Linked DNA regions of Homo sapiens: region 2 is linked to region 1. A link is a loop called in an ENCODE intact Hi-C map of the cell type or tissue named here. Cell type or tissue: PC-3. All regions are shown on one strand. Links, peaks and the distances in the headings refer to the core of each region. The heading gives the core; the rest is flanking DNA.

Evidence for each region. Hi-C counts contacts between places; a loop is a spot of excess contacts. Peaks named below come from ENCODE experiments on the same cell type or tissue, not always from the same donor. Only the 100,000 strongest peaks of a DNase experiment are listed, where the experiment ranks them.
Region 2: it touches region 1 in a loop (4-fold over the local background); 3 of 110 quality-filtered maps call a loop at or near these places.

The regions. Positions count from the first base shown.
Region 1 is chr10:58,018,115-58,028,926 of GRCh38, reverse strand. No RefSeq gene overlaps it. Among named protein-coding and RNA genes, the nearest start is that of IPMK, 240 kb to the left of the region's middle. In PC-3, for the core only: no CTCF peak of the experiment used is centred there; a DNase peak (open chromatin) is centred at 5,066; H3K27ac peaks cover 2,241 bases.
Region 2 is chr10:58,151,260-58,162,071 of GRCh38, reverse strand. No RefSeq gene overlaps it. Among named protein-coding and RNA genes, the nearest start is that of IPMK, 110 kb to the left of the region's middle. In PC-3, for the core only: no CTCF peak of the experiment used is centred there; a DNase peak (open chromatin) is centred at 4,511; H3K27ac peaks cover 625 bases; H3K27me3 peaks cover 923 bases.

The DNA.
Region 1 (10,812 bases), core at 875-8,874:
TTTGTGTCCTCTCTAATAAATCATAGCCATAAGTATGGCCATTTAATTAATTGCATATTTTAGTTAGTAAAATCTGAAAATTTGGCCTTATTGAGTTCTGACTCAACTTACTTGGTTATTGAGTACATGGTTATTGTGCAGTAGATGTGACCTAGGAATTGATTCAGCTACTCTTTGATGTATGTTAAGATAGAAATGGAAGTTTAAAACTTCAGCAATGCAAATTTCATCCCAATGAGTTTATACTCTTATTTTTAAACAAGTTGTGAATCTGGTTGAAATCTTTCAGGACCCATTTGGTCTATCAAATGTTTCACAGTCTATGAAAATTTTTTTGCAGTTTACTTTCATTGGTTCTACCCAAGTTCTTCCTTAAACTGTTGCGTTTATTCGTTCATTCATTCATTCATTCATTCATCCTTTTCCTCAACCAAAATTCACTGGACACCTCTTAGGACCAGGCACTGTGCTTGGCACTGGTGATTCATGGTGAACAAGACATAAAAAACTTGCCATCATATACCTTCCATCTAGTAGTGATGAAAGGTGTGTGATAGAAATGTGATTGTTACAGACTTTGAAAAAGGATTTGTGTTGTGATAGAGTTCAGCCTAAAAAAAACTGGAGAATTCCCAGAGGAGAGTTCATCATGACAGAGTGGTGATTATCCTCTCAGTGGGCTAAAGCCTGGCCCCTAAATTATATGTCTACTAAAACTGCCGTGAATAGAGGCATCTGGATGACTAGGAAACTGTGCCAATTAAGGGAGGTCAACACCTAAAGCATGGCCTTTTCTATTGATAATTAAGTCCAAATAAGATAAGAAAAATGGTCTCAAAATCAGCAAAACAATGTGCTTTCTCCCTATAGTAAAATGTGTGTTTGTTTTCCTCTTGAAGAGCAAAGCAGTCTACCTTTAAATTAACACTAGTTATGGTAGAATGAATAATGCTGCCCCCGTCTCTCCAAGATGTTCCTAATCCTATGAATATGTTACTTGTTATGACAAAAGGGACGTTGCAGCTGTAATTAAGGTAGCAGATGTTAAAATAGGGAGATTATCCTGGATTATCTGTGTTGGACTAATATAGTCACATGAGCCTTTAGAAGCAGAAAACTCTCTTTGGTTGAGTGAGAGAGACGGGAAGGAAGTCAGATTCCAAGCAGGTGAAGGATTTGATGCATTGTCATTGCTGGTTTTGAGATGTAGGGAGGTCATGTGTAAGGACTGGAGAGAGGGCAGTTCCCCACTGACAGTCAGCAAGGAAATGAGGTCCCAAGTTCTACAAATGAAAGGAATGAAAGGAGCTCAGCTGAGTCAACAATATAAATGAGCTTAGAAGTGGATTCTTCCCTGGGGCCTCTAGTAAGAAATGTAGCCTTGCTGACACCTTAATTTTAGGCCAGTGAGATGTGTATTGGACTTCTCACCCAGAGAACTGTGAGATAATAAGTGGGTATTGTTTTAAGCTGTCAAGTTTTTGGTAATTTGTCATAGCTGCAATAGAAAACTGATACATGAGTTCATTCCTTTATTTTAAACTTAGACAACCATCAACATTAGGTCTAGGGCATCTTTACTTTTGAGGAATACTGACAGCTGTTAATCAGATAGTTTCTGGTTTAGTTTGTAATATTTAATAATCCTTATATATTTACTTACTGTTAAAAATCAAATTAAAAAGATACTTGTCAAAAGTGATTTTTATAGTTTGAATAAATTAAAATCCCTGATTAAATGTATATTTCATGTGTTTTCTTTTCTTTTTTTTTTTTTTTGAGACGGAGTCTTGCTCTGTCGCCCAGGTTGGAATGCAGTGGCGCGATCTCGGCTCATTGCAAGCTCCGCCTCCTGGGTTCACGCCATTCTCCTGCCTCAGCCTCCTGAGTAGCTGGGACTACAGGCGTCAGCCACCACGCCTGGCTAATTTTTTTGTATTTTTAGTAGAGACAGGGTTTCACCGTGTTAGCCAGGATGGTCTGGATCTCCCGACCTCGTGATCCGCCCGCCTCGGCCTCCCAAAGTGCTGGGGTTACAGGCGTGAGCCACTGCTCCCGGCCTCATGTGTTTTCTGATAAAGGAAAAAATTCAGTTTTTTCAGTTACCTTCTTTGAATAGCACAGGAGGTCCCAAGTTCCCAGTATCTACTTGGCCCTGCTGGCAAGCAGTGGTTGGCCTCTTGAGTATCTGGGTGAACTCAGTGACACAGATGCACTGGGGCCAGCCTGGTGGCCCATTCTGAGTGGCCTCTGAGACATTCTCCTTTTTGCTAAGGACAGAGCATACTTACTTGTTATGAAACGAACACTGCAAGAGCAGGCAGGTAGGGCAAGTCTGTGTCCTGCACAAGCAATTTCATGCAGTTGTTGTTGATGTCAAGGAAATAAATGTTGCATTTAATGCCGCCCTGGCTTCCAAACAAAAGAAGTCAGATCTCACCCTTGGAGAATAGAATTCTGTGCCTTATTTATCACTGAGAGCATGACAAGGGAAAGGATCATCTCTTTCCTCTTGAAATTTTCCAGCAAGAATTATTTGCTGTTCATAATGTGCTCAGAAATAGTTATATTTGGATACGAGAAGAAGAACATGAAATGCAGGAACTCAAGTTATTTTTAATTTTCCTTTTATTACATGGTAGCAGACAGAGATAATTGTAATGCTTGACATTGCATGTGGACAGGGCGTGTCAAGTGTCTCTTCTCCTACAGAAGAGGCAGAAGCTGTTCTTTGGGCTGGCACTTGAGGGAAAACTCATGATTAAACACAAATTACCAAATGGCTTTTCCTATTGACCTTGACCATGGTCTCTGTGTCCCCCGACCCCCAGCTATTCCTTTTCTATTTGAAGATTCAGATAAAAGAAGAATGGTATTTTCCAACTTAAGTAAAAAATAATTAATGAGAAATAATCTGAATTAAGCAATGTTAAATAAGCTTATTTGCTGCAAAGTTTTTTCAGAGCCTTTAGATGCAGCTACTACCACTACTACTAATGCTAATAAAATGATAATAATAATAATAACAAACAGATTAAACACTAACTATATGCCAGGCATCATTCTAAGTGCTTTGCAAGATTTAACTAGTTTAATATTACATGAGGAAGGTACTGTTATTATCACACCATTTTACACATGTAGGAACTAAAGTCAGAGAAAGAAAGTCACTTGCCCAAGGTCATTTAGCTTGTGAGTTTGAGGATAGTATTAGTACATAGTATTTCTCAACCTTATTTGACTATAACCTTACTTCATTTCTTTTTTTTTTTTTTTTTAACCTGTAGCATGTTATGAGATTAATGTTCCATGAAAAACAGTTTTGAAAATGTTGGAGTAGAGAGAATAAAATGTAAGAGAATTGAGAAAGGCATTGAAGAATGATTTGTGATTTTTAGTCATAGGAGATCAGCATTCTAGTAACCCCCAAAGATAGGGGAATCCATCCTCATCTCAGTGATCAGATATACTATGTTCATGGCCAGGATTTCGAATTTTAAAATCCGTGATTTTCATCCCAGGTGGTCTTTCCATGTCTTCCATGAAAAGTCTTACTACCAGACTTCCATGTCTGGTAAGTAAGTTGAGTGTGTGTAGCGGGGTGATATTTGGAAGTAAATAAGGAAACAGAGGAAGTTCTGACACATACCACTCAAAAAATAATCCCTAATTTTAGAAAGATGTTGTTACTTCACTTGGTATACATCCTTGACCCCTGTATCCAATGCCTAAACCTGCCCCTGAGCAGATTACAATGAATTTTAACAGACTGTATAAATTCTCTTTCCGTACGAAAAGGTCATTGTTCTTAAAGCATATGAATATGAAAAATATACATAGCCACAAAACATATGAAAAATGCTCATCATTAACCAGAGAAATGGAAATAAGAACATAAATTAACATTTTTTTGTACCTCACAAATTGGGACATTGAGCAGTTCATAAAAAATAGGATTGAAAAGATCCTTTTATACGCTTTTAGTGGGAATGCAGATTATTACAGTATTTTTGGAAGGCTCTTTGGGAGGCTCAGATAAAATCAGTATAGATATACACTTTGACCCAGATATTCTTGAAATACCTACCACCAGAATGAGCTTCCTCCATTCTGCCTTGTGCAAAACCATATTCCATACATATATACCTCTTGGTAGATTGCAGTATCGTATTGTTAAATTACATTAATGTATTATTGTTGCATCATTTGCTCCCTCTAAGAAGATTATATATTGTCACTTTTTCCTAAGTGATTTGCTGTGCTCTTCCCAGTAGGATAAGTATATTTGCTACCTCATTAATGGTTGGGTTGGCCATGTGACTTGCTTTGGACAATGGAATATGGAAGTAACACATGCTAGGACAGAGAAGACACTTCAAGAGCATCATGTGGTTTCATTATTTTTATCTCTTCCTTCTACTAGCAGATTAAAATAAGGCTGCTACTTTAGCGTGGGTCTCCGGGTAAAGAAAACATTGAACAAAACTGAAGCCAACCCTCAGATATCACTTATGTGAGTGAGAAATAAATGCTGGATGAGCCATTGAGATTTTTGCTAACCTGTTAACCCTAGTATTGTAACCCATAATAAATGAACAGAAGCTGAATATCTACTTTTTCAACAAAGCCTTCATTCAATGTCCACCCTAACATATATATATATATATTCTTTCCAAATCTATAAAAATTTAAAGTCTATTTTACAAGGCTTTTAAAGTGTGATTTTTTTCCTAATATTGATTTCCCATTATATTAAATATGTCATTGCTCCCCCAAGGTGTATAATAAATTCCCTGAAGCCCCATGCCATGTCTTATCTTTTATAATTATTTACCCTGGTCCTGGAAATATAGTAGGTACTGAATAAATAAACATTCTTCAGCCAATACACCTACAACTATTTATTGAGAGTCTCAATATGTAAGCCATTCTTGCTTTTTCAGTTGGTAACAATGATAATTGAGAACTTTGTTTCTGCCCAGGTTGGCAAGGAATGTTTGTCCATTCCCTCAGAAAGAGTTAACTGGTTCCAGAAAGATTTGTGGGATGAATCATTTACAGAGGCTCTTGAAATGACTGACTTCCTCTACATGACTCACGTTTTCATCTGTGAAAACCTGAAGAAATTGAAAAAACAATACTCAACTCAAAGGGGCCTCATTGTCACTGGAGATGGAGAAGGATGTGGCTCTGAAACCTAGACAGCAACATGCCTGCTTGTTTTTACACTGAAGTAAAAAGACAATTATTTGGTGTGTTTATATTTTCTTTTCAGATAAATTACTTAACAGGGAATGTTTGTGTAAAGTGAAGAGATCAGAGGCAAGAAGACAGAAAAATAATGATCAGTTCAACTTCTTCCTGAAAACAACTCCTGTTTTCTCTGGGGTATCAGTGGCTGGGCTGGTATGTTCGGCACAGGGTTTATAATTTCTTAACAAGGAACACATTATGCAATGCATTTAAGCTATCTACTCCTTTGAGCTCCAGGCCATGTTTTTTGAAATAACAAGGTAAAACAGATTTTTTTCTTCTCATCTTGGAAGAAACTCAGCTTCCTGAAACCTGTAAATGGCTTCCAATGACTTCATATATGAGGCCCTCTGGCATATGGTGTGACCAGTCAGGACCCTAATGAGGAAGGAGGGAAACCACTGTCAACACTTTAAGTAAAATCGGATGTCATTAATCTGAGAATAGCAATTGTCTGGGATAAGTATTTCATACAAGGGGAAGCAGAGTAACACAGCTGTACATTTTCTATTTTTCTATTTTTGTTGAATAGCTATAACAAGTGCATAACATCCCTATTATTTTCTGTATTATAATATAATAATATTTTGATCCTTAGATAAATGTTATTGAATCATTACACAGTTAACCTTGTGAGGTGTTTTGAAGCTAATAGGCCAATGTAATGTGTATTGATAGGCGGCATTAAGTCAGGACTAAACAGTTATTATTATTAGGTGGTACATAAGGGCATTTTAATGTCTGGCAAGAGGATGAAGTGCTATTATTTCTAGAGGGAATGCATACAGGGTGAGGTTATGTTCCTGATTCTACAATGGGCTATGCACAACAATTGGAAAATCCCATTATCTCTTCATGCTTTAGCTTCTTTGTTGTCATAGGATTTTTACAATTCTGTCAGGGAACTTTTTCACTCTTCAGAAGAAAATATCCAGAAAAATTCAGAGAATCTTACATTTGTAGAGTTGCAAAGGGCCCTAAGATTTCTGGTCCAACCATCTCTTTATTGGTGAATAAAATGGGCTCCAGAGTCATTAAATAACTTTTCTGAATTCACATTTGGTGTAAAAGCTGTGATTAAAATATTAATATTAAGAACACATTTTAGGTAAAGAAAATTTGATAAAACAAAGAAAACAATAAAGAATTCAATTCAGACTGAAGGTTATCATTGAGTATCGGGGAACCTGCCCCGATAGTCACGAAGGTTCTTTTCTATTTTCCTTAAGCATCGGCCGGCTTGAGAAATAAAGGAACAGAGTACAAAAGAGAGAAATTTTAAAACTGGGCGTCCAGGGGAGACATCACATATCGGTAGGTTCCGTGATGCCCCACAAGCCGCAAAAACCAGCAAGTTTTTATTAGGGATTTTCAAAAGGGGAGGGAGTGTGTGAATAGGTGTGGGTCACAGACATCAAGTACTTTACAAGGTAATAGAATATCACAAGGCAAATGGAGGCAGGGCGAGATCACAGGACCACAGGACCGGGGCAAAATTAAAATTGCTAATGAAGTTTCGGGCACCATTGTCATTGATAACATCTTATCAGGAGACAGGGTTTTGAGAATAACCGGTCTGACCAAAAATTTGTTAGGTGGGAATTTCCTCTTCCTAATAAGCCTGGGAGCACTATGGGAGACTGGGGTCTATTTCACCCCTACAGCCTCGACCATAGAAGACGGGCACACCTAGGGGGGCCGTTTATAGGCCTATACCCCCAGGCGCGTATTCTCTTTCCCAGGGATGTTCCTTGCTGAGAAAAAGAATTCAGTGATATTTCTCCTGTTTGCTTTTGAAATAAGAGAAATATGGCTCTGTTCTGCCCAGCTCACCGGTGGTCAGAGTTTAAGGTTATCTCTCTTATTCCCTGAACAATTGCTGTTATCCTGTTCTTTTTTCAAGGTGCCCAGATTTCATATTGTTTAAACACACATGCTCTACAATTTGTGCAGTTAATGCAATTATCACATGGTCCTGAGGTGACATACATCCTCCTCAGCTGACAGGATTAAGAGATTAAAGCAAAGACAAGCATAGGAAATCACAAGGGTATTGATTGGGGAAGTGATAAGTGTCCATGAAATCTTTACAATTTATGTTTAGAGACTGCAGTAAAGACAGGCATAAGAAATTATAAAAGTATTAATTTGGGGAACTAATAAATGTCCATGAAATCTTCACAATCCATGTTCTTCTGCCATGGCTTCAGCCACTCCCTCCATTTGGGGTCCCTGACTTCCCACAACAACTGAGAACTTTGTCGGTGGGATCAGAAACCTGTTCACTGCAGTGGAAGGGCCACTCAATGAGGAGCAGGGAAGTGCTTCATGTTAGGGAGGGAAGCACATTCGTGAACACTGATGAACCTGAGAATAGATGCAGAACAGGGAGATGATCCAGTGTGCTGATGACCACAATCGTGTCATCCTGTAGGAAGTTCTTATGTGATATGTTCTGTGGCTTAGTTCTTTGCACTCAGCTGTCCAATGTTTTGTGTAGTTGCCTCAAAGGAATCTATGTCTGCTGGTGATCAGAAAACACAAATATGGGTGTGAAGAACAGGATTAGGACTAAAAACCATTTACCAAGATGTGAACCTTAAAAAAATTATTTCAGTAGTTTTTGGGGAAAAGGTGGGGTTTGGTTACATGGATAAGTTCTATAGTGGTGATTTCTGAGATTTTGGTGCATCCATCACCAGAGCAGTATACACTGAACCCAACATGTAGTCTTTTATTCTCCTCCCCCTCCTATCCTTCCTCCCTTAGTCCCTAAAATCCATTGTATCATTCTTATGCCTTTGCATCCTCATAGCTTAGCTCCCACTTATGGGAACACATGACATTTGGTTTTTCATTTCTGAGTGACTTCATTTATAATAATGGCCTCCAGCTCCATCCAAGTTGCTGCAAAGGCCATTATTTAATTCTGTTTTATAGCTGAGTAGTATTCCATGGGTTATACATACCATATTTTCTTTATCTACTCATTGGTTGATGAGCATTTATGTTGGTTTCATATTTTTGCAATTGCAAATTGTGCTGCTATAAACACGTGTGTGCATGTGTCTTTTTCATATAATGACTTCTTTTCCTTTGGGTAGATACCCAGTAGTGGGATTGCTGGATCGAATTGTAGTTCACTTTTAGTTCTTTAAGGTATCTTCATACAGTTTTCCACAGTGGTTGTACTAGTTTACATTCCCACCAGCAGTGTAAAAGTGTTCCCTTTTCACCAAATCCATGCCAACACAAGATGTGAACTTTGAGCCTACAGCAAGTAAAAATGAGAAGAGATCTAAGAGAAATAACTAAAACAAACCCTCAGAATTTGCATAAGTTCAAGATTCGTGATGCTTATCTTGACAGCAGTTCAAGTGGCACACCCTTGGGTGTTTTAGTTGCCCATAAACTCACTGTAGTCCAATATTTTGTCACAATAATGCAATCTTAGGCTCTTTTCATAGAAATGTTATATTTTTGTTCATATCAAAACATGCAACAGAACAGTAGTATTCGCTAGTGGTCAGACCATTGCTAAAATTGTATCACTAAGCATGACCCTTGAAGGTAATAATGAAGAACTAAAGTGGTGGTTTCTAAACTTTCTCAGGTTGACTGATCCTTTTAAGCTTCCTTTATTCAGTTTGACCACTTTGAATACTGCATCCTTTCTTCTCAGAATATCAACATGATCATAAAATTCACATATTTACAAGTGCTGGTCAAGAACTCAAAGTAGAGATGACCAAAATAGGAGGGCAATCAGGAAGATGAGGGCTGTGGAAACTATGTCGTATGAAAATCAGTTGAAGAAATTAGGAATGCTTAACTTGGAAAAGGAAAGCTCTCTGGGAGATGTTAAGGAGTCATTACCAGAGATCACCAACATCCATGTCTATTTTTCCCAGAACTTGGAAGAATGCATTTTTCCCCTTTGAAGCTGAGTAGTCCATGTGAGTTGTTCTGACCAATGGAACAGTACAGGAAGGAATGTGTGTCACTTCTGGGCTGCAGTATTTTATTCCTTGTCTGACTTCTTCCATTCACGTCTTCTCCTGCTTGTTGATCAGGTTATATTCTCTGGTTGACACAACTAAAAGATGGTGATTCCTCCATCAGTCTAGGTCTTTGACCCATGTGAAACACATTTTCTGCTAACGTGTTTTTACTGATCATCACTCATTCAGGGTGGAGGTGGGTGGGCACAGAATGTACTTACATTGCTTCATTCAGGGTGGAAATTGTGTGCCCCTAATGACATCAAGCACAATTCCCATTTGGGAAAGTGCTATATGTTTCTCTCTCTCTGTTCTTTTACAGAGAAAACTCCTATATGTTTCTCTGTATTCTTTTACATTATATTTTACAATATAAAAGCACTACACACATAATCTCTAAGAAAAGGAGCTTTATGTTGCTGACATTATGTGTTTCTCTCAGTCTTTGAAGCTATGTGGTCTATCCTTTTGTAGGGCCATGTGCATTTTTGGTGTCTTATTTAAGACTAGATAGCAATCATTGACTGCTTCTCCATGAGAAAGAAAAATTATTTTCTACTGATGATTTCATGACTCATGAAGAGAATTTCTCAAATAGTAAGACAAGACCTTGCTAAGCATTACAACTGTCTGACAATTAATGATCTGGGAGGCTTGTGGGGGTTAAAATTAGTCAAATACTGATTATACAGAAATGATTTAGGTACTAGGTAAAATTTTAGTTCCGATTGTTTACTAAGAGTCTATGGTTTTTTTTTTTTTCTCTAAATTTCCCCAGACCCATCTATTTTTCTTCAAACATTTAAAAAGTAATAACCATTTTTAAAGCTATCACAGAATGTCTTTGTAATGCAAACACATAAAGGTTTATGATGAATTCTAGAACATTATTCTAGACAATGTCTAAGACATTATTACTTTGTAATATGCTCTTTCTTTTATTGCCAAAGTCCAACTTACATATGCAACAAATTGGGTCATGGTTTGGTATATGTGAAGTTGATAATGGAATTATTCATAAAAGTACCAGGGAGTACATGATGAACAGTCTTTATTAAGGGAGTCCGCATCAAATCTAGGCTCAGACACCATCTTTTTACCTTTTATGTATAGGCCAGTACCCCTTGTTTCTTAATATTTAGAGTGTAGCAGGATGAGCTGCAGACAAAACCCCTCAGACACTGAGTTAAAGAAGGAAGGGCTTTTTTCTGCTGGGAGCATCGGCAAGACTCACATCTCAAAAACCGAGCTCCCTGAGTGAGCAATTCCTGTCCCTTTTAAGGGCTTACAACTCTAAGGGGGTCCATGTGAGAGGGCCATGATTGATTAAGCCAACAGGGGGTACGTGACTGGGCGCTGCATGCACCAGTAATTAGAACGGAACAGAACAGGACAGGGATTTTCACAGTGCTTTTCCATACAATGTCTGTAATCTATAGATAACATAACCAACTAGGTCAGGGGTTTATCTTTCACTACCAGGCCCAGGGTGTGGCACTGGGCTTTTTGCCTGTGGATTTCATTTCTGCCTTTTAGTTTTTACTTCTTTTTTTCTTTG
Region 2 (10,812 bases), core at 984-8,983, 130 kb before region 1:
TCATCCATTAATGCAGAGCATGTATTGAAGGGTGAATTTGGAGCTAAGCAATAGATTGATAACTGGCACATAGGCTTCCTTGTCTCTGCTCATAGTAAGCCCTCAATAAATGTTGGCTAGATCCTTTGTCCCAAGCTAGCTAGCTGAGTTAGCAGATGCATGACTTAGAGAGAATCTTAGATTAAAAGCCAGGTGACATGGAGTTCGCTACCCCCTGTAGCATGAATTTTGTAACCTTGAGCAAGTCATTTACCCTCCCTAGGCCTTAGTTTCCTCATTTGTAAAATGAAGGGGGTGGGCTAAAAAGACAGCCATCAACATCCATCTTTAAGATATAAAAATATTAAAATACATTGTAATTTAAATAGCATAATTCTTTTAGTGTGGCTGTGATAAAATACTATATGAATCCTATAACTGAAGATTATCTTGCAATGGATGAGGATGCTGATTTCCTTCCAAGGAGGTCCCTCCACAAATGACAATACTGGGGTAGTGTTGTCCTGTTTCTTGTGACTATGGGATAAGAATTTTCCTTTTTAATCCTTTTTCTTATGAGTCATGCAGAAAACACATAAGGATATGTTTTTCTTATCACCATTATTCAATTATTGGCTTTCTCTCTAGGTAGAGAGATTTAACAAACAACATAAGTTATTTAGAAGGGTTCCTTTCTCGACGTTTTCATAAGAAAATGGCAAGTTAGTTTAACTTTCTCCCCTCCAAATATGACTAAATATTCCCTATGGATTCCAGTCCATTTCTGATTAAAAGGATATAAAAGAGGTAAGCATATTTTCTGCTGTCTTATAAAGGCATCTAGCAATAAATTGTTTGTGCTGAAGTTGAGAAAAATCACATAGAGGAATACATTTTTGACGCAAGAGAAGAATAAATTTGTAACTTGGAAGAATTTAACATTCACGTGTTTGAAATTATAGTGCAAAATAGACCCTAAGGGTCCAAATTAGATATTTCTGCTGGTAATATAAATCATTCATATGAGCAAATCAATATTTTTACAGGTGAAAATGCATTTTCTTTGCCAGTTAATGTGTTTTCTTTCCTTCACTCTTATATGAAATTGAATGACTTCCAAATATCTGATTAAATCATACCTTGCTTGGGATGTCATCTTGCCAGATAACTTAAGAATATCAAAGCCCTTGATGTGAAGCATATTTAAAAAGTGGCAGAACCAAATCCTTGGTGATCCTTGATAAATATTTTATGTGTATATACAATGCATTAAGATAGCTTATTTTTAACTATAAGTTGCAAGGTGGAGAATACATAATTGCTCTTCAAGGAAAGTACAGTTATAATTTATGTCATTAATAAAAAGCATTTCATAGAGGGAATTCTTCAGAACTCAACATGATAGTCCCATGTCGCTAATTTAAGTTTTAAATGAGTGGTAATGGGGGTGGTAATGTCTACATAAATGGAATAAATTTGAACAAAAATTTGTAAATGAATTCAATTGCATTTTTCAAGCGCCCACTTGCACTGAAAGCCTCTTAGAATGCTTACTTTAATGAAACCACAAATAGAAAAGTTCATGAAACCACCCGTCTAAGTGTATTACAGTTGCATTGTTTGTATATAAATAGACACTCTAAAAGTGGGCAAACAGCTACTTATAACTATGTTTAGTTTTGATTAGGACTCTATGCTAACCAAATCAGGGCACAGTTCTCACCAGCTCAGGACCATCTAAATATTGGTCAATTAACTTTACTCTATGTCAGGGTTGTTTGTCCTGACAGATGAGCACTGCTGATCAGTAGGAGGCCATTGAAAAGAATGAGAATGGGTTAAAGAATAGCCACTATGGTTGGAGACACACTTTTGAAGTCACACTAGTACCTTCCTTAATTTTTATTGTTAAAGAATAGCCTAGGAATGTTTGTTTATATAATGAGACAATAACATTTGCTGCTTCATTGAATATTACTTTTTGCAAAATAATTCTAAAAAGCATTTGAACACTTTTTATTTTCTAAGAAGCATTCTCCCATATATGCTATTAATGCTATTGGTTTTTTATAAGCCTTTTTTTCCCTCATAGGCAAATTAAAAAAAAAACACTGTGTGAATTATAATCAATTTCAAGTTGGCAAATTCAAGCTTGATGCATGTTGATTGCATATGTGTTAAACTCTGATGGTAGATAATTGGGAGGCTGTTAGTTCTTTTAGCATCAGAGTTGATTCCTGGTATAGTGGTTTGTTTTATCTTTTTTTCTCGTTGCTATTCTACCAGTCCACTCTGAAACTCCTTGTAACAATATCAACAAAATTTGGGTTGAAGAGTTTTGAAAAGTGCGTTTACTTCTTTATGAGAACTCTACCTGGTTCCATAAAGAGCATTTATCTTTAAACTGAAAACACCTGGACCCCTTTTCTAAAGCAACATCAAAATTACTTACATATTTCTACCTGCAGTGTAATGGGGTTTGCATAAAGAAAGCTGATAGGAAACTGGAGTGTGGAGTATTTTTCACAGCAATTATTTTGGAAAAGCTGCTACTTCTTTGTACAATTATTATATATAAAATTCACACTGAAACACATTCAGAAAAATTAACTTGCCCAATACATGTGTTTTTTTCTGGGTAAAGTGACCCAGCCACAGGTATAGTCTTATAAATGAGGGTTGTGTATGTGTGCATGTGTGAGCGTGTGTGTTAGCAAGAGAGGGAAGAAGAGTTAGGAGGATTAGCCCTCTACAGGTGCTAGCGAATCTAGCTCTACTGATTAGAGACAACTGAGGGAAAGTCTTTTTTCTTTTGTTCTCTGCAATTGCCTTATCTTAATATTTCTAACCCATGCATCTTGCTTTACTCCATCTTGTAATCTAGACCTGCTGATGCCACCGGCGAGGTTTGTCAGAGGCAGTCCAAAGGACACCGTTCACAAAGTTCTTGCCTGCTTTCAGGCAAGAGGCTCTAACTTTTTATTGGCTTTGGAGCTCCTTGTGCACCATTTCCTGATGGATGGTCAAATGAATCATGGGACCATGCAGATGTGTTTTGGCTCGATGCCAGGTGGTCTGAATTAGGAGATCTGGAGGAGCCAGTTGAGAAGCAGATATAGGAACCAGATGGGAATGAAATGCAGGATTCTCTTAGGTCATTTGGACTGGTATAACAAAATATCATAAATCAGGTGGCTTATAAACAACATTTCCCACAGCTCTGGAGCCTGGAAATTCCCAGATGAAAGTGCTAGCAGATTCAGTGTCTGATGAGGACCTGCTTTTTTGGTTCACAGATGGATTTTTCTTGCTGTATCACGATGAAAGGGGTGAGGGACCCTCTGGGGCCTTTTTAATAAGGGAACTAATCCCATTCATGAGGGCTCTGCCCTCATGACCTAATCACTTCCCAAAGGCCTCCAAATATTCTCACATGGGGAATTAGGTTTTAATATAGAAATTTGATAGGTGGGAGATGCACAGATTCAGATCACAGCAAGATCCATTTCGTGGCCTGTATAGGAAACTCCTTTTACATGCACCCAAGTCAAGACCATGGGAATTGCATGTAGAGGATATTAGGTTCATATTCATAAGGTAGATGCTTCTTTTCCAGACAATTGGAAGTTCACAGTGTGCTTGTAACCCTTCAAGTTCAGATAAACAAGAGTCAGAGGGCCAAGAGAGAAGGCTAGAAGACAGAGCAATTCAAGACTTCCAGTATGGAAGCAGGAGCTCACTGGAGAAGATTCTCTACTTCTGAGATCTGCTTGGTAGACAGCAATAACCAGACTCCAGAGGACAAACTATGCATGCTCAGGGGCCTTCCGCTGGCTTCCCCAGTTGGGGCAAATTATTTCTCTTCTTTTGGGTGGGAGGAATTGAGGAGAAGAGGAACAAATGGCTGTCAGATTCACTATTACTTAAGGTAAAATTGATGGTGGAAGTTTCTATTTCATGAACCAATACAGAACAAAGAGAAAGAGAGGGATTCCTCCTGTTTTCTGAAGCAGAGCATCTGAAACCTAGCTGGCCATCAAAATCCATGGGAGTTTAAAAAAATTACAAGTTCTTGGGCCTCACCAAAATCATACTCAGATTCAGATTTTCTAAGGTGGAGGCTGGGAGCCTGTGTTTTTGAAAATCTGACCTAGAAGTTCTGATGGTTAGTCAGGTGTGGGAACCATGACTTAAACTTGAGAACTTCATCTTCCTAAAGCTTTTTCAAGGGATTCACATGGCAGAAATACATTTTGTCTGCTGGAAGGAAATAGTCTAATCCATCCGAGTTTAAAACCACAGACAATGGTTAGACTGACTTTTAAATTAGATGGTCTTAAACTGCTTTACAAACTGTGCTTGCAGATGTTGAAATCAACATCTGGATGCATTATTACTGATATTGTTCAACCTAGTAGAAAGGAAATTCAATTATTGTACAGTGGTCATGTTGCATAACCAGAAGGAGTGTGGCGTGAGACAATAGTGAACACACATTGTTAGAATCATGGCAACCGTCCCAGGCTTGCGGATATCAGTAATGGTCGCCTAAGAATGGTTTTGTGGTTTAATTTCTCGTCATGGCACTGAGTCATGCTGTCAGCAGTATTTATACTACTGGGAAATAGCTAGGCATTATAAATGACTGTTTTGGAGACAAAAAGTGAAGTTGTTCAGTTTCTAATTTAAGTTTAAATGGCATTAGATTGCCATATACATACATACATATATATATATATATAAAATTTTTTTTTCTATTGGGCTAAGGACTCTACTACCGTCAAGGGAGAAATACAACATTATACACAGTGTAGAGGTTACAAGCCCAGATTTTAGAGCAAACTACAGACTGCCTGGGCTCAGTACTAGCTTAGCTACTGACTTCTGGGCTGCTGATCTATTGTCAAATTGGGTCATTTGTCCAATAATGTGCTCCCTATTTTGGGTTTGGCTTATTGATTCTTCAAGGTGTTGCTCGGCTTGTCCCTAGACCCCCAAGTTTTCTGTAATCTGGTAGTTAAATCTGTAGGCTTAACTTTTAGAAAAAAATTCTTCCTACTACCACATTCTTAAAGATTCAAACATAGTATTAGCACCTAAATTTATATCACTATTTTATAACAAGTTTGCATCATCTAGTTTGTAACTTGAACTCGGATGCACTAATTTACTGCACAGTTTGGTGATGGAAGGAGAAGTTCTCCTTACAAGATGGCATTTATTTGAAAGAAGAAAGATTTTTCTCATGGGATCTCTTACCAACTTATCTAAATGCTTATGTTAGGCAGGGGAAAAAGGCAGAGGAAAATTTTTATTATTATTATTATGCTTTAAGTTCTAGGGTACATGTGCACAATGTGCAGGTTTGTTACATAGGTATACATGTGCCATGGTGGTTTGCTGCATCCATCAACTCATCATTTAAATTAGGCATTTCTCCTGATGTTATCCCTCCCCCAGCCTCCTACCCCCAAAACAGGTCCCAGTGTGTCATGCTCCCCTCCCTGTGTCCATGTGTTCTCATTGTTCAACTCCCACTTATGAGTGAGAACATGTGGAGTTTGGTTTTCTGTCCTTGTGATATTTTGCTAAGAATGATGGTTTCCAGCTTCATCCATGTCCCTGCAAAGGACGTGAAATCATCCTTTCTTATGGCTGCATAGTATTCCATGGTGTGTATGTGCCACATTTTCTTTATCCAGTCTATTATTGATGGACATGTGGATTGGTTCCAAGTCTTTGCTATTGTGAATAGTGCCACAATAAACATACGTGTGCATGTGTCTTTATAGTAGCATGTTTTATAATCCTTTGGGTATATATCCAGTAATACGATTGCCAGGTCAAATGGTATTTCTAGTTGTAGATCCTTGAGGAATTGTAACACTCTTTTCCACAATGGTTGAACTAGTTTCCACCCCCTCCAACAGTGTAAAAGCATTCCTATTTCTCCACATCCTCTCCAGCACCTGTTGTTTCCTGACTTTTTAATGATCATCATTCTGATTGGTGTGAGATGGTATTTCATTGTGGTTTTGATTTGCATTTCTCTGATGACCAGTGATGATGAGCATTTTTTCATATGTCTGTTGGGTGCATAAATGTTTTCTTTTTAGAAGTGTCTGTTCATATCCTTTGCCCACTTTTTGATGGGGATGTTTGTTTTTTCTTGTAAAATTGTTTAAGTTCTTTGTAGATTCTGGATATTAGCCTTTTGTCAGGTGGATAGATTGCAAAAATTTTGTCCTATTTTATAGGTTGCCTGTTCACTCTGATGATAGTTTCTTTTGCCGTGCAGAAGCTCTTTAGTTTAATTAGATCCCATTTGTTTATTTTGGCTTTTGTTGCTGTTGCTTTTGGTGTTTTAGTCATGAAGTCTTTGCCCATGCCTGTGTCCTGGATGGTATTGCCTAGGTTTTCTTCTAGGATTTTTATGGTTTTAGGTCTTACATTTAAGTCTTTAATCCATCTTGAGTTAATTTTTTTATAAGGTGTAAGGAAGGGATCCAGTTTCAGCTTTCTATATATGGCTAGCCAGTTTAGACAGAGGAAAAGTTTAGCTGTGATAAAGACAAGACAACTGTAGAGTATAACATATTTTGGAGACAGGATCCACTAGCTTTGATCTGAACTTGGCCATGTTTTTAGGTGTTCTTTGGTAAATTGTTTAAGTTCTTAGAATATCAGATTCTTATCCTCAAAAATGGGAAAATTATACCTACCCTCTAGGGTGGTTTTTATGATTAAATAAAGCAGTGCACATAGAAACATCTACTACAGGGCTTGACATGGATTATGCCTTCAAATAGTGTTCATTTTTTCTTTGTTCTAGAAATATTACTTGAATACACAATTTAAGCCCAGCTGGGCATCAGATGTTGTGTTGAGGGTTAAAAGAAGTATAAGATAGTGCAGAGCACAGTGCCTGGCACAAAGTAGATTCTCAATAAATGTATTTTAATGTTGAGTTGGGGCCTGGCACAGTGGCTCAACCCTGTAATCCAAGCGCTTTAGGAGGCTGAGGGGAGCAGATCACTCGAGGTCAGGAGTTCAAGACCAGCCTGGCCAGCATGGCAAAAACCTGTCTCTACTATAAATACAAAAATTAGCCAGGAATAGTGGCACATGCCTGTAATCCCAGCTACTCGGGAGGCTGAGGCATGAGAATCGCTTGAGCTTGGGAGGCGGAGGTTGCAGTGAGCTGAGATCATGTCACTGCACTCCAGCCTGGATGATGGAGTGAGACTCTGTCTCAAAAAAAAAAAAAAAAAAAGAAATTGAGTTGGAAATATTTCTGCCCCAAATGAGCTTCAGTGCAATGGGAACACACACACACACACACACACACACACACACACACACACACGCACACCTCATTCTACCAACTGATGCTGACTATAAGGGCTGGAGGAATACCGTTGTGAGAGTCATCAGTGACAGCTAACATGATGAAGTTCTCATAAAGGAGATCAGATTAAAAACTGAGACTAGAAAAGTATGGTTAACATCTGGACAAGCAGGGAGCATTGGCAAGGGCACTCCAGATTTGAGGCATATAGCCGTGAAGGAGCAGAAGAATGTAAGCCAGCAAATTTTTCTAGTAAGTAGACATATGTGACTGATTAGAAAGGAAGATTCATGAAATGGAGCATCAGAAAAGCCTGAATGTCTTGATGGAGGTGAGATTGAGAAAAGCCTCAAATACCTCAGTAGGCAGTATGGATTTTATTCTAGACGACCAGAGAAATGCAAAAGCATGAATGTATCATGGTAAAGTAGGTATGTAGAAAAGTGTATTTAGAACATAATGGATTTGGAGGAAGCACTAATGGCCTGAAGGATATTACTTAAGAGGCTATTGTTAAAATCCTGCCCTGAGACAAAGAATCTTAGGTGACTTCTTGTTCATATGGATTTAGATCAGGAAAGTGCTGGTACCATATTATATCAACAAATAAGTCTAATGTTTGAAGCACATTGCTTTGGAGTTTTTAGTCTTTTTTTTCTAGTGCTTACAGCCAAGGTTGCTTGCGGTGCCAAGGATGAACAGAGAGCTGGAATTCCCCACATGTCTGGAAGACCTCTAGACCCCTCCAGTCTGATTGTGCAGGGTACTGGGAAGAGCAACAACTTTGGTGTGAGACAGCTAGTGCTATCTCTAAATGGGAGTAATGATGTAGATAAGCACAGGAGCTGGCCTGCTAGTTCCCTCTGTGGCCAAGTATGCAACTAGTGGAAGGGTCAGGTTTACACCACTTTCACAGTGGTGGCTGGATAAATTCCCATGGTGGCCATTTTTTGTTTGCTCCCAATGGGTCATAGATACTTTATGTTTAACCTTGGAGACTGCAAAGAGGGTATACTGCATTTTGGAGGTGAGACCATGAGGAAGAATGTGCTAGTTATCCCCATAGGCTCCTGTCTCTGAATCCTTTACCTGGTGATCCATCCGTAGACTTTTTCGCTATAACATGGTTCTTACTTTGGCTGGAGGAAAGGACATTATATTGCAAAGATACATCCGCATCATTGCTTCCACAAGACCTTTTACTCTTGCCTGTCCCAGCTATTCCTCAACAACTCCTTGTAAGTAAATTCAGGTTTAATTTCCAGCTGAGAAAAACTAGATGAGCGATTAAGTCTTGATCATCATCACCTGGGGAGACAGAGTTATTTAGTTCAGTGAGCTGTGAGCCTGAGGCGTTTTGTAGTGACATAACATTCTGACGTAAATTGTATTCTGTGAAATGTGAATTTCAGCACCAAAATATGGCAGTCCTCACTATTATCCTCTTTGAAATGTAAATTACCATCAGCCAATGAAGAGCAACATTTTTCAAGTTTATAAACATGCATGGAGTCACCACATATAGCTGCTTGCCCCAAGCGTGGGCTCTGTAAGCCTACGTACTTCTGGTTGCCAATTTTGTGGAGCCAATTTAATGAGAATGAGCATCAGGCACATGAATCACGATGTTTTGGATTGATTTTCATAGTATCCAGTAAGTGAGTAAGTAATGAGTGCAAATGTTTGCATTTCTATAGGTTTTGCATCAACATAATACCTCTTTGTATTACTGCCAAGCCTACCCCTACTCTCCTGAATTGACTTTAGCTATGGAAAGTAAAATTGAAATAGAGGAGCTGCTTCTCTTTGAATGCTGACAGAATTTTATGCTGGCTTTGAACGCTGGGTGGCAGACGTGCTCTTGTTAAGATTTGTTGAGCGAGTTTGGAATGACTTTGCTCTGACAGAGATGAGGAGCTCTCTTAATTAAATGAGTCTACCCCCCCACACAAGAGCCACACAGGATGTTCCCATCGAAATAGACATCTATTTTGCAATCCACAGGGAACATGTTTTTACATTATTGATGGCTTAGTAGGGGATGCTTTTTTGAAGCGTTTCAATTCATTTCAGTAATGGAGTGGAGTCACTAAGATCTCAACCTCTCATTCGTCAATGGTGAATATTAGGAGGAAAATGAAATCTGGATTTAAAATTCAGATATCACATTTGGTACTAAAAATCTTTGCCCAAGATTCATGGGGTCCTAGAAAAGGCTAACAGAGCAGACTGTGAGATGTAATTTTCTCTCATGATTGTGGCAAGATAAATGCTTAATTGCACATCATTGAACTTAAGATTTAGGTTGGTCCTCAGTAATCATCTAATGACTAGAACTTTTCAAGAAGAAATCAACCCTAGCTGTGGCTAAAACTCACCTGGGTGCTTTCAAAATCCACAGGTGCCTGGAGGTGGGTCACAGGCATGGGTGTTTTTCATTTGAAAAGCTGCACAGGTGATTCTGGAGTGAAAGTTCCTCCTTTGGAATAACATTTGTAATTTCTTAAGCTTAAAATAAACACATTCTCAAGATCTGCCTCATCAGGGTAACAGCCCACAATTATTACAAGAGCACAGAAGGGAAGTAGGTGCCCCAAACCTAGAAAGATGTCTGAGAATCCTCTCACTAGTTCCCCCTGTGTGTCTCTGAGGCTGAAGTGCAACAGTAATGTGAAGTGTCATTTGTTAACAGCCTTTGACTTTGTAGTACTGAATTGTTTATTATATTATCAAAAGCAATCAAGAAGGTACTGGGCATAAAGCACTAGGTTAATTGGAGTTGAGAAAGGTTTAGGAGCTTGCATCCAGGCCTGAGCATGCAGAGATACAGAAATTTAATGGTCATCCAGACTATAACAAAGAAGGAGAAAGATTCTGATTAGCAAATTTGGAGATTCCACAGAACAGACTTTATATAAATGTTATCAATTTTGCCACTCACTGCCTAGGCTCATGCTTAATATGGAGGAGTCAAATATGATGGTATAATTCTTCCCTGGGCAGAAGCAGAAAAGCTGAACACAGTGTTGTCAAAGCCATGTTGCAAACTCCGAGTGACGATGGAGATAATAAGGTCAAGTCCTGTGAGCAAGTGCACAGTACTCTTTGTGAAGGTCTTAGGGTTCAATGGAATGACTGCTGACTTATATCTCTAAGACAGCACAATGGTAGACTAAAATGTTCATTAGCTAAATGTATGAGAACACAATTGACTTGACTGTTGTTTTTCCTCTGGTCGATCTGTTAGTTTAGTGTTATATAAGCATATCCTGAATAGTCAGTCAATTTGAGTCAACTGTATCTAATATAGTCAGTTAAATGGAAAAAAAAATCAGTTGAACTTTTTATTTGGCATAAACATAACATAAAATACAAAACATTTTAACTGATTGCAGCTTTCAGTTTTAGCACTGGTATGGCATGGTTAGCCAGTCTAGGCTTTAAAATATCAAGAAAGATAACACTATTTTGTTCACTTTAAAGTG